2 separate regions of the Homo sapiens genome follow, and region 1 is linked to region 2. The links are chromatin loops, found by intact Hi-C in ENCODE. Cell type or tissue: prostate gland. All regions are shown on one strand. Each heading gives the region's core, and the rest is flanking DNA. Links, peaks and the distances in the headings are about the cores only.

The links. Hi-C counts contacts between places; a loop is a spot of excess contacts. Peaks named below come from ENCODE experiments on the same cell type or tissue, not always from the same donor. Only the 100,000 strongest peaks of a DNase experiment are listed, where the experiment ranks them.
Region 1: it touches region 2 in a loop (4-fold over the local background); 8 of 110 quality-filtered maps call a loop at or near these places.

The regions. Positions count from the first base shown.
Region 1 is chr6:106,562,521-106,570,860 of GRCh38, reverse strand. CRYBG1 (crystallin beta-gamma domain containing 1) reads right to left here. Exons shown (of 22, transcript NM_001371242.2): 21 at 6,935-7,097; 22 at 1-2,389. The coding sequence ends at 2,295. It overlaps RTN4IP1 (reticulon 4 interacting protein 1), which reads left to right. Exons shown (of 9, transcript NM_032730.5): 9 at 1-90. Among named protein-coding and RNA genes, the nearest start is that of RTN4IP1, 63 kb to the left of the region's middle. In prostate gland, for the core only: a CTCF peak has its summit at 4,150 (motif pointing right); a DNase peak (open chromatin) is centred at 4,160; H3K27ac peaks cover 1,511 bases.
Region 2 is chr6:105,420,940-105,429,279 of GRCh38, reverse strand. No RefSeq gene overlaps it. Among named protein-coding and RNA genes, the nearest start is that of PREP, 22 kb to the right of the region's middle. RefSeq lists an enhancer at 4,810-4,859. In prostate gland, for the core only: a CTCF peak has its summit at 4,913 (motif pointing right); a DNase peak (open chromatin) is centred at 4,910.

The DNA.
Region 1 (8,340 bases), core at 198-8,197, 1.1 Mb before region 2:
ATTCCTGTTAGACACTCGTTTGGTAGCATGTATGTTAGATGTAGGCTTTTCTCTAAAATTGTTGGTCTGGTCTTACTACCGAGTTATTGCAAAAGAAAAAAAAATCTGATTTTCCAGGTGTAAATACCAGCTGCTCTTGACTTCCATCTGGAGCAGCCTCAGCTCTTTTCCTGGAGGGCTCCCAGGTGGTAGTGGGAGTAAAATACTTGAGCCAGGACCTCACTCATCCTCGTTTCCACTCAGAAACTATGGAGTTTGGAAAGAGAGTGGTCAGCAAATCTTTCTTGCTATTATACCAGCACCCCTCAAACCTGCTTCATCCTAATCAGACATTTGTTTCTAATCTGCTAGCTGACTCTCTTTGAAGGGTGAGATGAGGGCTACTGAATGGACTCTCAGATTTCATCAACATAGTTAACCAGAAGCAAGTTTATTTAAGAGATCAGTTCAGCACAGGCTACTGTAGAATGTCTTACCCCACCATATTGTAATGGTATGCACAAAAGGCCTAAAATCAGAGCTATATATCTAGGAACAAGACAGATATGTTGGATGCTGTTGTACATGCACCAATAATATTTTAAAACAAGACAAACTATTCCAGTGACCATAATTGCCTACCATAGACTCCAGAGAAGATCAGCATTTTAGAATTAGAAACACACTTGAATAGATGGAAAAGAAACAAGCTGTTCTACCTGTGACAAGAGCACCAGTATTGAGTGATGAGGACAAAAAGAGGAAGAATATATTCAAGGAAATGTTTAGCACTTTTGTTCAAAGCTAGAACCCACTGTTGGAAGAGCAGCGTATGGGCTGGTGTCTTGTCAGTTGTTAAGCAGTTTGTTTGCATTTTGAAATGCTTACTGCAGTTGAGGATTCCAAGATTGCTTGAAGATTGATTTGACTCCGGTCAAATCAAGACTTGACCAGCAACATCCCTAAAGGTCTCTTTTCCTTCACTTTCTGGGGATAATTAATTGCTGGTCATCCTCTTGAGCCTTTCACACCTCGTTTAGTGGCTATAGTGCCCCCAAGACCTGAGGCTGTCCACCAACAGCTATACCCTGAAGCATGGCTGCAGAACACTGCAGGGAAGGCAGCCCCATGCAGGCCATGTGTGGATGCAGGTGGATAGGAGGACAAGAAATTAGGCTAAAAAATCTGAGTTTAGCAAAAAAGTATGTAACATTGCTTCAGCACTTGTAGATGAGTAAGGATGGCTCATAAATTAGGTCATAATAGTGTTCCAGTAGCAGCTATAAGAAAGGCATTAAACAACCCTCATTTGTGACATTCTAGGGCAGCCCATGGATGAGTTAAAATAATTCAAATCCTGGCTGGGCGCAGTGGCTCAGGCCTGTAATCCCAGCATTTTGGGAGGCCGAGGCGAGTGAATTGCTTGAGCCCAGAGGTTCGAGATCAGCCTGGGCAACGTGATGAAACCCCATCTCTACAAAAAAAAAACAAAATTTGGCTGGGCTTGGTGATGTGTGCCTATAGTCCCAGCTACTTGGGAGGCTGAGGTGGGAGGATCACCTGAGCCTGGGGAGGTAGAGGCTGCAGTGAGCCGTGATTGTGCCACTGCACTCCAGCCTGAGATCCTGTCTCAAAAAATAATAACTCAAATCCTACTAACAAATGTTACCAGACTTTGACATTAAATTTTTAAAATGTATTAATTTTTAATATGAACTAAAGGAAAATAGTATTTTGTTTAGAGTTCCTTAAATGTGTGAATACCTAAGGCTTTCCCATTGTGCTATGCAGCATATTTAAAGGTTCCAGAAAGTGTTTAAGGCCAAGAACCAAAATTACAGGCCTAATAAAGTATTTCTTCTCAGATGCTAAACAGTTCTCTACCTTTCAAACTTAAGCCTTTGTCTTACCCTTTAAAGTGTAAGGGCTTTGTAGGTCCACAAAGTTGGTAAATTTGTTCCAGTTCTCTCCTGTCACTATCTTTGGAAATAATTTAAAATGTACACAGTCTTGAAATCTTGATATAACATTTTACAAAATCACCCAAAAGCTGCTAATTAGGCAACCTGTTTAAGCAGCTACCAAAAATGAAAGGCAAGAAATGAAAGGAGGACAAATTATTGGTTTAAAGCTATGATAGTCTTTTGAAACGATGAGTAAGTTCTCTGAGTCATGGCAGCATGATTTAAGGTTGAATTTAGAATCAATGAAGGAGGAGTCGATCCACTTTCCAGTCTGGTCTTCCATCAGCATTGTCCTTTTTAAGAAATAAGGTGGCTGGAAGGACCTCCAGAAGATTCTTCTTCCTTCTTTGTTCAGGTATATAGGACCATGGCTTCCCACACTTGTGTAAACTTCTCTTTGCTGACAGTGTTGAGGATAATGTGATTTTGATCATACTGTGTGCCCCCTAAAAGAAAGGAAAATAATAAAAGATGAATGTACCCATGGTGAAGGGTCTATAGCAGACACAATTCCCCTAACACCAGTACAGCAAAAGTAAGCAAGTAAACAAGGTGTAGAACTGCATGCCTCAAGGAGGCAAGGCAGGGAGGGAAGCCTGGGCCCCTGTGGGATGAGAGGGTCAACCTGCCATGGGTGAATCTGTCCAGATCCCACCATTGGGGCACCAGCACCTTCACACAGGACATCCCACCTCACGGGCTCCTTTTTCTACCCAGTTCTTAAGAGCTAGTCCACAGTCACTCTTACAATGTCTGAAATTCAAGGGAACTGGGAAAACCCGAGAGAAGGGAAAAGGAGTAAAGAGACTAACATATATTTGGTGGTGAGATGGTAGATTCGAGACACCAGCGAGGAAAGAGCAGGTAGTCCTGGCAGTGGTGGAAAGGTGGGAGGAATGGTTATCGAGGAACAGCACTTGCATGAACAATGAAAACGGGCTGTATTAGGTCAAAGGGGAGGTTTGGATGACACCCGGAAGTACATAAGGGGACGCGGTAGCATTGTCACTACTGGGGACTCAGTTGGTGGATAAAATTTCATAGCATTTAGGATGCTGAGTACCACAGTATTGTAAAACTATTATCATGAACTCTCTCCCTGTTACCAGAATGTTTGTAAGATTTTCCAAAGGTGCTTACTGGATGTTTCAGATACTTTAGTGCTAAAAACAGCCTCATGGCTTCTTTCTTTGGAGAAGTATCATTAACAAAAGGGTTATCTGATTTTTTTTTTTCCAGTGTAGAATAAAGATCCCTTCAGATGGCTTATCCTTTTTTTAGCATAAACCTCAGCACCAAGGATGTATCAACAAAGACCCCATCAAAGTAAAAATCTGTGCATTTTGATGCAGGGAGTGACTGGTATTGAAAGCATGCTTCCTCCTTGGATCAAGAAGAAATAAACATTCTTTTCACCTTTGAAGCATTTACAAAATATGAAAAAGGTTTGGGAATTTACACAATAAATCTAGGTATTATAGTTGAGGAAGGAAATCGTCTCTTCTCTTGTGAGACACTGATTTATCATCATTGGTAATCTACAGCCTCTACACAGCTAGATGTATGGCTAGATGTACTATAGAATACAAGGGTAAGGTGTTTTGGGCCTTTATGTGTAAGTTTGTAGCAGTAGGGAAAAAACTACCAGCAAACCCTACACTCTGCCGAGACAGAGACACACAGCATACTCCACTGAAATTTCAGGAAGTATTAAAGTCACAATGTCTCTTTTCATTCTTCATTATAGTATGTTAAAATACTTTTTGTATTTTAAGAGTATCTTTTGTATTTTAAAAGTAAAGTATCTTAAAATACTTTCATATAAATTCAACTAGAATCATGAAAACTAGAAAGTTCTTGAGAAATAATTTGATTCATTCTCTTGCCTTTGGAGAGTGTTTAAATTGTGCAGACTTCATGTTTTTTAAAGTGAACATGAATCAGCTTCCACTGTTGTTACAAGGTATGTGGTCTGGAATAATACATGAATGTCTACCAAAAGAACTCATTTCCCAAACACAAGAAGATGAGCTAGAAGACAGATGCATGATCTAATAATTCTTAGGGCAATTTTAATAGATAACAAATGGTTCAGTAGTTGTAGCTAATGGAAATCATGGTCTGCTAGTAAGTGCACCAACGAGAAGAGACGTGTTTATATTTTCCTTTGCATGGGGTGTGGGACGTGCGGCGCTGCTCTCTCATGTCCACAAGATGGCACCATTCTCCCAGTCTGAGAAAATTAAATTCAGTTTAACAAGGAATTAAAACTGTTGTAGCTAGCCGGGCGTGGTGGCAGGCACCTGTAATCCCAGCTACTCAGGAGGCTAAGGCAGGAGAATTGCTTGAACCCAGGAGGCGGAGGTTGCAGTGAGCCGAGATCGTGTCATTGCACTCCAGCCTGGACGACAGAGTGAGACTCCGTCTCAAAAAAAAAAAAAAAAAAAAAAAAAGACTGTTGTTGCTACCGTGCTAGATACTGAGATTTCACAAATATACGGGACATTATGCTTACTCAGCAGGCACTTGAGTAATTTATATAGTGTCATTTAGGAAGGGGCTCTGGAGCTTTAAAAAGAAGTCTTAAGAAACCTAGAGTCCCACGGTTCATGTCAGAGCCAAGACAAGGAGTGAGGTGTCCTTCCTTCTGGTCCGCTGCTAATGTAACAAGTCAGGGACATCCTGTGTGCCTAGCGCATCTAGAACGTAAACTGTCTGAAGCCAAGGAGGAGGCTTTTTTTTTTTTTTTTCACGCTGGTGCCCTCCGTGTCTAGCACCGAGCCTGGCACATAGTGTGTACCCCGTGAATACATGTTGAAAGAATAAGAGAAGAAAGCTCTAGCTAAGGATCATAGTGTTGTCCACCCTGGACATAGGAAGCAGATCACATTTGTAAAAAACAGGAAGGTTTGGTCAGATTTCCTTTGAGAACTACATACCCTACTTTCTCTAACATTGTGTCAAAAACTCCATTTTTTCCAATTGAGTCACATTTCTTTGGTGTCTCTGGAGATTTTGAAACTCTTGTCAACACTGAAGCACTCTAGTGCAATAAAGTTTATCAAAATAAGAATAAACAAAGATCTGCATAATTCTTAACTAGTTTGAACCTCAGGTTGATCATCTATAAAATGAGTATTTCACCTGTCTACATATTGACAAATCTGTTGTACCAAATGTAAGGTGAGGGAGCTGTACTATATGTTACTGTTTGGTTTCTGAATATTGCATTTATTTTCTTATATCCAAGGGTACTACTTGCATTTTATATGATCTTTGTGGTCTCCATCCAGCCTGTAGTTGCAGTGCTTAGTTTGTGTTCCCTAAGTGCCCCCTTTAATGAAGGCAAAGGCATTGTTTGCTTCTGAGCATCTTTCCAACTTCTCAGATTCTGTCTGATCCTAAGTCCATTGTTTTAAGTGGGTTGGCCAAGCTACCTACCTGGAGATCATTCAGAAGTGACAGCCACTTTTGCTCCCCATACAGTTACCAAAGCCCCTGATGAAAATGTCCAGATTCGTTCTCCATTATCCAGAAAAGTTGTTTTTTAAAAATCAGATTACAGCACTTTCTTGTCCCTACAACTTTTTTTTTTTTGAGACGAAGTCTTGCCCTGTCGCCTAGGCTGGAGTGCAGTGGCACAATCTCGGCTCAGTGCAACGTCCGCCTCCCGGGTTGACGCGATTCTCCTGCCTCAGCCTCCCAAATAGCTGGGACTACAGGCGCCCACCACCACACCCAGCTAATTTTTTTGTATTTTTTAGTAGAGACGGGGTTTCACCATGTTAGCCAGGATGGTCTCGATCTCCTGACCTCGTGATCCACCCACCAGGGCCTCCCAAAGTGCTGGGATTACAGGCGTGAGCCACGGCACCTGGCTCTTTACCCCTACATCATAAACTTTAATGACAGCATTGGCCTAAATCCCTGATTAAAGTAAAATTGAGTCATTTTGTAGTGATGATTTAAAATAGAGTATGTAATATACTCATAAAAATTTAAAAAAATTAATGGAGTATGTAGTATGGTTACATTATCACCAGTTCGCTACAAAACACAATTGTGCTGACTTTCCTGATAGGGAATAAAAAAGTGCCCATTAATTTAAAGCAGAATTACCCCAGATGACATGAACACACCATCTGCACCTGTCAATAGCAACACACTAGTTCACTGAGTTCCCACACAGAGGTTAGGTCATTCTTATGTTATTTTTAAATGACTATCAGTGGTTCTCCGGGTGTGGGCCTCAGACCAGCAGCATTGGCAACACCTGGGAACTTGTTAGAAAAGGAATTATCAGGCCCCACCCCAGACCTACAGACTCAGTCTCTGAGGATGTGGCCCCACAGTCTATTTTAACCCGCCCTCCAGGTGATTCTGATGCAAATAAAGTTTGAGGACAACCACGCTAAATTTATTCTCCCCCAAGCACCATCAGTTCACTCCCTATTAGCTTCATTGAACACATGTTGCATTGAAATCCTGTAGGCTGTGTTAATTCCTTTGAGATCTTAGATCTTTTCAATGAAAGGTCACGTGTATACATGAGAATCATCAACTCTACCGAACTAAGTGCAATCACGGCCTTTCAGCTTGTGATTTTTAGCCTAACACTATTATAATAAAATAAATGTTTGAAGTCAGCCTATGGCCAGATTCTGGTTCAGCAGTTACAGCTGTGAGATTGTGGCCAAACTGGCCAACCCCTTTGAGCTTCCGGGGTTTTGTTGTTGTTGTTGTTGTTGTTTTGTCTGTAAAACTGGGGAGAAAAGAGGGAGAGGGGATAATGTAGGCCTCATAGGGCGGCTGTGAAGATGACGGGACATGGTGTACTGAAAGTGGCTAGCACAGCAGCTGGCACACAGTAGGGGCTCTCTTACTGTTACTACTAATAATACATTCATCATTTTCAAAAGTTATGAATAGATTTTTCCTTAACTAAAAGACATACACATTACAATAAAGAAAATAAAGGAAGTGACCCTTACCTTTAATGTCTAAAACTAAATTTGGCTTCAACTTGCTGTAAATCCTGCCATCGGACTTCAAGCTCCAGAACTGGCTGTCAGCATTCTGGTCCAGGGCCAGGCCTAGCTTGGAGCCAGATGTTACCAGGCTGCCCACAATCGTCAGGCAGCAGTCTTCTGCTATCTGCTCAGTGGAAAAGACCAGATATCTTAAATATGTATCCAGCTGTAAGTCTCATAGCAATTATTTCTCTGGTTACATTGGGCTTTAAAATTATCTTAGTTCCTAGCTTCATTTACCCCACATGAGGCAGTTCAGCTCTTAGCCAACTAGAATCGGACAATAAATATTTATGCCATTTATTTCAGATGACACGAATGATGGGAAAATCTCAATGTTTGTGCATCGTCAGAGACTTCTGCCCTTTGCAAGACTATCTTACTAGTAGGGAAAGCCTCATAACATTAGAACTGCCCATCATATTTTTCCCTGTCATAAGTGACCATGATCCCAGGCAGGTTCTGTAGCTATATCTCCCTCTGACATCTCCACCTCTGCTTGGCCTGACCTTCCAGTATATGACTGCACCTCTAATTTTGTAGCACTGGGTGGCTAAAGGGCATTTTATCATTTTAAAACTCGGAATTGCATTTATTAGCATTTGTCTTTCCTTCATGAGAATTAAAATTTTCTAAACAGGCATGCTTTCCAGCTATGAAAACAGAAAAATGCAGACTCACTAGAGGGTGTTTTAATGCAAAGATTTTATGAGCCCTTCCCTGAAGTGAATCTACCCTTAATATATAAATAATGTATGGCAGTCATGTTCACATGCCATTAACAAAAATTACTGGCCAGGTACAGTGGCTCACAACTGTAATCCCAACTCTTTGGGAGGCCAAGGTGAGAGGATCACTTGTGAGACCCTATCTCTACAGAAAAGTTTTAAAAATTAGCCAGGTATAGTGGCATGCACTTGTGGGCCCCAGCTACTCAGGAGGCTGAGGTGGGAGGATCCCTTGAGCCCAGGAGGTCGAAGCTACAGTGAGCTGTGATTGCACCACTACACTCCAGCCTGGGCAACAGAGCTAGACTCTGTCTCAAACACAAAAACAAAACAATGTTGCTATAAAAATGCCTGTTAAAAGTGTATTATTGTAGGCCAGGCGCAGTGGCTTATGCCTGTAATCCCAGCACTTTGGGAGGCCAAGGCAGGTGGATCACGAGGTCAGGAGATCAAGACCATCCTGGCCAACATGGTGAAACCCCGTCTCTACTAAAAATACAAAAAAGTTAGCTGGGCGTGGTGGCACACGCCTGTAGTCCCAGCTACTCGAGAGGCTGAGGCAGGAGAATCGCGTGAACCCGGGAGGTACAGGTTGAAGTGAGCCGAGATAGTGCCACTGCACTCCAGCCTGGTGACAGA
Region 2 (8,340 bases), core at 72-8,071:
TTGTTTATTTTCCTTTTCTTCCTATTTTGCTTATCATGACAGTGAAGATCTCTATAAATCATGAGCGTAGACATATGAGTTTTAAATGTCTGGATTTGGACAAAAAGGAAACAAACCCAAGGGACATACACAAATAAATACAAATTCATCAACAAATTCCCCATCCCTCCTCACCTCCGCTCAATGTCGGTTTTAAACTCTTGGTGAGGAGTGGTATCTCCAACTCTTGATTCTAGCACTTTCATCCTCTCTTTAACAGCATTATAAAAATGACCCAGAAGACACTGCTGAGTGAAAGCGTACCTTAGCAGAGTGACACAAGTGAAAGAAAAAAAACATCCAAACAATGAGGCCTTTGATGGAGAGCCCTGAGATTTCCTAATAGCAAATAGGACTAATCGGTGGTTATGAAAGTGGTAGCCTCAACTCCCATTAGAAAGAAACAACATGCAGGCCTCTTTCTGTAACTCCCAGAGAGAAACCCTGGGGAGAGTGGTTCACCGGGCTCTCCAACCCAGACAGGTCAAACTTCTTTGCCCTTCCTGAGTGCAGTATGAAGAAAGCATCAACACAAAGGAAATATTTTTGTTGGCAGTCAGATCAGAGCATGCTGACATCCCTGTTTTTAACAATTCCCTGGTCAGCCTGGGTGTGGTTACTCTTTTGAAAGTTTAGTCTTGAGGAAATAGGTCAAGGGAGCCAGTGTTGTTGTGTTCTCCTGAGCGTGACTGAATCCTTGCATTCATTACGTGTGTGTTGCTTTGGAATGAGTGTCTTGCTGAGTGCCACCTACCAACCAGCATTTCTGGCTTCCCCAACTGACCAGCAAGGTCGGACTCTCTCCTTAAAACAGGCTGAGCTGGGCAAGCAAACAGCCTGTTGTGCTGAGAGTCAGAGGAGATTGATCAAACATGAATCTTAGTTGAGGAATGACAAGTAGCTAGGGTTGAGATAAATAATCCAAGAGGCCCTGTATGTATTTGCATAAGGGAAATGGAATTGAAAGAAGACCAGGACTACGAGATAAGCAGAGGCAACTAGAGAAAGGGCTCTTAGAAGGAGTGAGCAATGGTTCTGATTCATAGCCCACCAGCTCTTCCCTCCAGCACTGTGGCAGACACTATTCCCCAAAATCCATTTTCTCTTCTTCCTGAGCACAAAACTGGGCTCCATTTTCCAGGGTACTTTGCAATATGGTGTAACCATGTGACCGGTTTCTGACTAATGGAATGTGACAGAAGCAGTACGTGCTACTTTCAGACCTGGCCCATAAAAGCCACTTACTTACAATCCCGTTTCTCTTTCTAGTTTCCTGGGGTGGTGATGCTAGAAACAATGGGTTAAAGATAGCACAGCTGCAGTCAGCCGGGGTCTCTGCAAAAAGCAGAGCCCACCTTCTCCTCTTCCCATTTCTAGCTGCTGACTTGAAACCACTCAGTCCTATGAAGTGAGAAAGAAATAAACTTTCTGTTCTCTAAGTCATTGAATTTGTAGATCTTTGTTGCAGCAGCAAGGCCTACCCTGCTTATAATTTGTATCATGCCTGTGACATTATCTGACTCACACACTATAGGAGCCATTTACTATAAAGCCAGTGCATATCTCTCCTAGTTCCCTATCATCAATGAATATAGGAGACTTGCATGATTTGACCAATTTTCCTCTCCAGCTTCATCTCTCCTGACTCCTACATTGCTCTGTAGGCTCTGATATGGTTTGGCTGTGTCCCCTCCCAAATCTCATCTTGAATTGTAGTTCCCATAATCCCTATGTGTGGTGGGAGGGACCCAGAGGGAGATAATTAAATCATGGGGGCGCATACCCCCATGCTGCTGTTCTTGTGATAGTGTGTGAGTTCTCACAAGATCTGATGGTTTTATATGGGTTTTTTCCCCTTTTGCTCTGCACTTCTTCCTGCCACCATGAGAAGAAGAATGTGTTTGCTTCCCCTTCTGTCATGATTGTAAGTTTCCTGAGGCCTCCCCAGCCATACTGAACTGTGAGTCAATTAAACCTCTTCCCTATATAAATTACCCAGTTTTTGGGTATGTCTTTATTAGCACCGTGAGAACAGACTAATGCAGGCTCCATCCATACCAAACTCTCACACTCCTTCACATACATCCCTTGTACACAGCCCTCAGCATTTCCATAGGGTGCTCCCTTAAACTCTGCACCTAGCTGCTCACCCCCGCTACTTCTGATCTGTACCTCGTTACTTCTTACTCATTTCTCAAATTCAATTTAGACATTACTACCTTGGGTCACCCTTCTCTATCCCTCCAAGACGAAGTTAGATGACATCTGTGCTCCCACAGCATCCTGTCCTATAGATCCAACTGCACTAGATTAGAGTTACCTCCCAAATCCAGGCTCCATAAATCTCTAGCTTCTAGCATGGTACCTGGAATGTGGTAAGCACTCAATAAATATTTATTAAATGAAAGACTTGCTCCTGAAGTGGCCATCGAAATCCTAATATAGTAATCTGAGATCATGTTTGAGCACAAGTCAACATATGTTCATCTTTTTATAATTCCATGTTTAATTCAGTGTCCTGTGTATAGGTGTTACCCATATATATCTGTTAAGTGACTACCTTTTTTGAGAAAGACTTATATTTTTGTTTGTTTGGTCAGTTGGTTCTTGAGACAGGGTCTTGCTCTGTCACCTGCGCCTCAACCTCCCAGGCTCAAGTGATTCTCCCACCTCAGCCTCCTGAGTAGCTGGGACCACAGGCACATACCACCATGCTAGGCTAATTTTTTAAAAATTTTTATAGAGACAGGGTCTCCCTATGTTGCCCAGGCTGGTCTTGAACTCCTGGGCCCAAGTGATCCTCCCATCTCAGCCTCCCCAAAGGCTAGGATTATAGGCCATGCCTGGCCATATTTTGTTATTAAAGGGAAAACTCAAAGTGAAATTTTGAGGCCTGATGCACTATTTGCATTTTATCCTTAAAATGGCTCTTTTATCCATTTTCCAACATGTACTTCCATATGCATAAGAAGCATGATTTTTCTTATAAGTGATAATTAGAAAAACCCAGAAAGATCAATTTAAATAAAACAATTAAATACATATAAGAAATGGACGTGCCTTAAAACTGATATGAATAAATCAGAAATATTTTAGGCAAACAGAGTAACATCCAGTCAAGTTTAGAATTGGGGGCTAAAGTGTTCATCTGAAGGATAGAAGATTTTAGTGGGATGTCAAATCCTGTAGGCCAGCAAAATAAAAAAAAAATCTAATCAAGAATTCTTAGACTTGTGAAAGCTTGTTGGAAAGAAGCTAATGGCAATGATGGAAAGGTATGTAGGTATACAGCCACAAACACACAAAACCAAATGTTCTAAGAGAATAGATTCTGAAGAGGTAAGTCAAGAAAGGTAAAAAAGGAATAGAGGGCAAAGAAAATTCTTTTTTTTACGTTTTTTATTTTATTTTATTTTAGGTTCTGGGGTACACACGCAGGATGTGCAGGTTTGTTACATAGGTAAACATGCGCCCTTATGATTTGCTAGACCTATCAACCCATCACCTAGGTATTAAGCCCAGCATGCATTAACTATTCTTCCTGATGCTCTCCCTCCATCCATGCCCTCCACCCTGCCAGGCAGGCCCCAGTGTGTGTTGTTTCCCTCCCTGTGTCTATGTGTTCACATTGTTCAGCTCCTATTTATAAGTGAGAACATGCAGTGTTTGGTCTTTCTGTTCCTGTGTTAGTTTGCTAAGGATAATGTCTTCCAGCTCCATCAATGTTCCTGCAAAGGACACGATCTTGTTCCTTTTTATGGCTGCACAGTATTCCATGGTGTATATGTACCACATTTTCTTTATCCAGTCTATCATTGATGGGCATTTGGGTTGATTCCATGTCTTTGTTATTGTGAATAGTGCTGCAATGAACATACACATGCATGTATTTTTATAATAGAATGACTTATATTCCTTTGGGTATATATCCAGTAATGGGATTGCTGGGTCAAATGGTATTTCTGGTTCTAGATCTTTCAGGAATTGCCACACCATCTTCCACAATGGTTGAACTAATTTACACTCCCACCAACAGAAAAAAGTGTTCCTATCTCTCTGCAGCCTCACCAGCATCTGTTGTTTCTTGACTTTTTAATGATCACCATTCTGACTGGCATGAAATCATATCTCATTGTGGTTTGGATTTGCATTTCTCTAATGATCAGTGATGTTGAGCTTTTTAGATAATCCTATTCTTAAGACTTTGAAGTTTTATGGCAAATTTTGTGGTGCCAGATAAATCCTTAATAACACACCTTGTGTTTGTACTGTACTGTGATGAGAGATTGCCTTATTAGTAGATAATATTTTTAAAAATATTTGTACGTGATTTCTAAAGCAGACTGGAAGCAGACAGTCCTGGGTTAAACACACAGGATGAGTGATCTTGGCAGTTGTAGGTGGTATGCACCAGTGATTTCATAGGAACAGTATTCATCAGAATAGACTGGAAGCAACTGGTATCACTGCAGACTTCTAGGGTACCTCAGGGAATGGTTTCCTAACTCTTTTTAAGGATCTGGGTGACATATTGGCTAACGTACTCGAGGACCAAGAAAGGATCCATGGCTTAGAAACAAGAGTAAACATCAGATATTGGCCGTAGAATTAAATGTCACTGAAAAGATTAAGCCAGGAGCCAGGGAGTAACCTTAAGCAGAGAAGTCTCCCTTTCCAAGAGCCTCATGCTACATTTGCAGAAACTGTCCAAGAGCCTAAGCATCTCTAAGTTCTATATGAATAGGAAACTTCACCAGATAAGGAAAGGAAATCAAGTGCTATAGAGATTGATGAAGCCGTTTATCTAGGGTGAACTTCAAGTACTTGGCAATGGGAGCCCCCCATTTTAGGGTAAATCCGAGTTCAGACCAGCAGAGGGCAGTGTAGCAAACTTTGAAACCTCAAACGGCTGGGACTTAAAGAGAGTATGAATCCAGTACTGAGGGGCTGTTAGTGAAGAAGGGATGAAGGACTATCTGTGGGATCAGGGCTGCCTTGAAAAGATAAAGAAATGGTCAGCACTGCACTCCAGCGTGGGCAACAGAGAAAGACCCTGTCTACAATACAGTACAATACAATACAGTACAATACAAAACACACAGAAATGATCAGGAGTGAACCTACACTTGTGATGTGTAGGTATGAGAAGTGGAACAATTAGGAATTAATCTCCACTTCATTTCAAAGAAGATGGATCAGTAAGCAGCTGGTCCCTTTTTTCTGACTCCAGGAACAGGAAAAGGACCACAACAAGTCACAGTCACTCTTTCGGGAATCTGCAACTGGCACCCCCGATTCTTCTGCCCAGGTGAAATCCTAACACTCAGCTTTCTCCTGCACACCTCTTCTTGATATAGGCTTGACAGGGGGCTGGCACTGTGGTGCTGTGGATCATGAGAAGCCCTTACCTCCCCATCTGCTGCCAGCCCACATAAATGGAGAAATAGCCCACCCTGTTCCAAGGTGGAGAGGACATAAAAACATTGCTTCCTTCCTTACCCACTGGAATTCAAATCATTAGGCTTCCACTTTTAAAAGTGTTGGTATATTATGAGAAATTTGTTTTGTCTCCATATGTGGGTTAGAGAAGGGGACAAGTGAACTATTTTTACTGTGAGTTTTTTCTTTGAGTTTATTGCCCAGTCTAAGCTGTAAAAAGAGGTCCTAGGGGGCATTCAGAATTGCTGTCCCTTAAGCCAGTAGATGGCAAGTGCTGAGAAACACTGCAACTGTAAGACACCAGTATAAACCCAGAAGCCTCACTCCACTAACTCTTGGAAAGAAATGTGTGCAGAAAGACATCCTGAAGACCTGAGTGACCGCTCAGTGAGGGGTCAAAGGAGCTTTCCTACTGGCAGGCTATGGAATACTTTGTCTATAAAAATGGAGATTTCCTTACATTACATGGCAGTTAGCATGCTTACTAGTGATCCACCTCAAGCTTTTACTACTGCAGAACCACCTGTGCCTTGCTTTCTTGCTGGTCCCTAAATAGCATGTCATGGCAGATTGTGAATGCTTTAAGTTCTGTGAGCAGTAATTACTCAGGACCTTCTCCAAGTCCCTCTTTTCTGTTTTACAGTTCACAATTCACAAAAGCTTTGATTTTCCAGGCCCCAAACTCTGGATCTCATACCCTAAATTTGGTGTCTGCCTTTGGAACTTTCAGATTTGGCAGGTTTCAAACCCTAACCAGGTTCTTGGATCTTGGTCCCATAGCATGGCTTTAAGTATTGTCTCCAACCTAAAGGGTGTCCTATTGCCTCCAAGGAGGGCCCCTCGTTCCCTCTGCCACATGTAACTGGCCAATGAGACCAGCCTCTGGTCCCCAAGACCTCCAAAGGGAACTTTGAATTGTCAGCAGCTCAGCGGGGTATCTAGAGAAAACATCCCCTCCATTATATGACAGATAAGTTGACAAAACAGGCCCACAGAGTAGTCTTAGACCACTTGTATCTCTGATACCAGGGTTATGCCAGAAAATTCAAGATCAATTAAACATGAATTTAAAACAATCCATGTCCACCATGACTTTCTGAGTGGACAGAAAATAAGAAATCAATAAATACTGTCTGAGGTTTAAACTTGTACTTAAGTAAGAACACACACATGCACACACATAAGAACATTCCATAAAGACTATAGCATTATGATTTTATATGTACTATTATTTATTAAACTGATGCTCCTAAAAAAGTAGAGGAAAATGCAGTTCTGTTTACTTTTCATAATATTACCTCCAAAGAGCTCTTTTGAGAACTAACATCTCTAGATTTTTTTTTTTTTTTTTTTTTGAGATGGAGTCTCACTCTGTTGCCAGGCTGGACTGCAGTGGTGCGATCTCAGCTCACTGCAACCTCCACTTCCCAGGTTCAAGCAATTCTCCTGCCTCAGCCTCCCAAGTAGCTGGGACTACAGGCATGCGCCATCACGACCAGCTAATTTTTGTATTTTTAGTGGAGACAGGTTTTCACCATGTTGGCCAGGATGGTCTCAATCTCTTGACCTCGTGATCTGCCCACCTCAGCTTCCCAAAGTGCTGGGATTACAGACATGAGCCACCACTCCTGGCCTAACATCTCTAGTTTTAAAGAAAAGTCTATCTGAAGTTTCAGCAATTCCATCAGTTTTACTTTTTCTTTTTCTTCTGTTAAAGTCAAGCAAATATCAATACAGATGTTCCTCAACTTACCATGAGGTTATCTCCTGATAAACCTGTCATAAGTCAAAAATATTGTAAGCCAAAAATGCATTTAATACCCAGATATACCCATTGTAAAGTCAAAAAATGATAAGTTAAACCATCATAAGTTGGAGACCATCTGTAGTTATTATTTAAAAATAGTGTGTATAATATAATCCATTGTGTACATACTCAACAATTTATTCAATCTACTATTGGTGGACATAAGTTTGGTTTCTAGTTTGGTGCTATTATGCACAAATGCTGCCATAAACATTCTTGTATGTATATCCTGGTGCACATGCCCATAAGCTTCTCTTAAAAATACCTGAGTGGGATTACTGATGTAACATATATGAATCTTCAACTTTACTAGGCAAAGCAAAACTGCTTTTCAATGTGGTTTTACCAATCTACATTCCTTCAAGAAGTGCATGAGAAGAATCTCTCTTGTTATACATCCTTCCCCTATACTTGGTATTTTCGGAATTATTGTATCTTTTTTTTTTTTTTTTTTTTTTTTTTTTGAGACGGAGTCTCGCTCTGTTGCCGAGGCTGGACTGCAGTGGTGCAATCTCCGCTCACTGCAAACTCCACCTCCCGGGTTCACGCCATTCTCCTGCCTCAGCCTCCCGAGTAGCTGGGACTACAGGTGCCTGCCACCATGCCTGGCTACTTTTTTGTATTTTTAGTAGAGACGGGGTTCACCGTGTTAGCCAGGATTGTCTCGATCTTCTGACCTCCTGATCTGCCCACCTCAGCCTCCCAAAGTGCTGGGATTACAGCTGTAGCCACCACGCCCGGCCCAGAATTATTGTTTCTAATCTAGTGGATCTGTAATGATACCACACTGTGGTTTAAATGTGCATTTCCCTGATTCCTAGTGAAATTAAGTACTTTTTCTTTTATTTTTTTAATTATACTTTAAGTTCTAGGGTACATGTGCACAACGTGCAGATTTGTTACATATGTATACATGTGCCATGTTGATGTGCTGCACCCATTAACTCGTTATTTACATTAGGTATATCTCCTAATGCTATCCCTCTCCCCACCCCCAACCCCACGACAAGCCCCGGTGTGTGATGTTCCCCTTCCTTTGTCCAAGTGTTCTCATT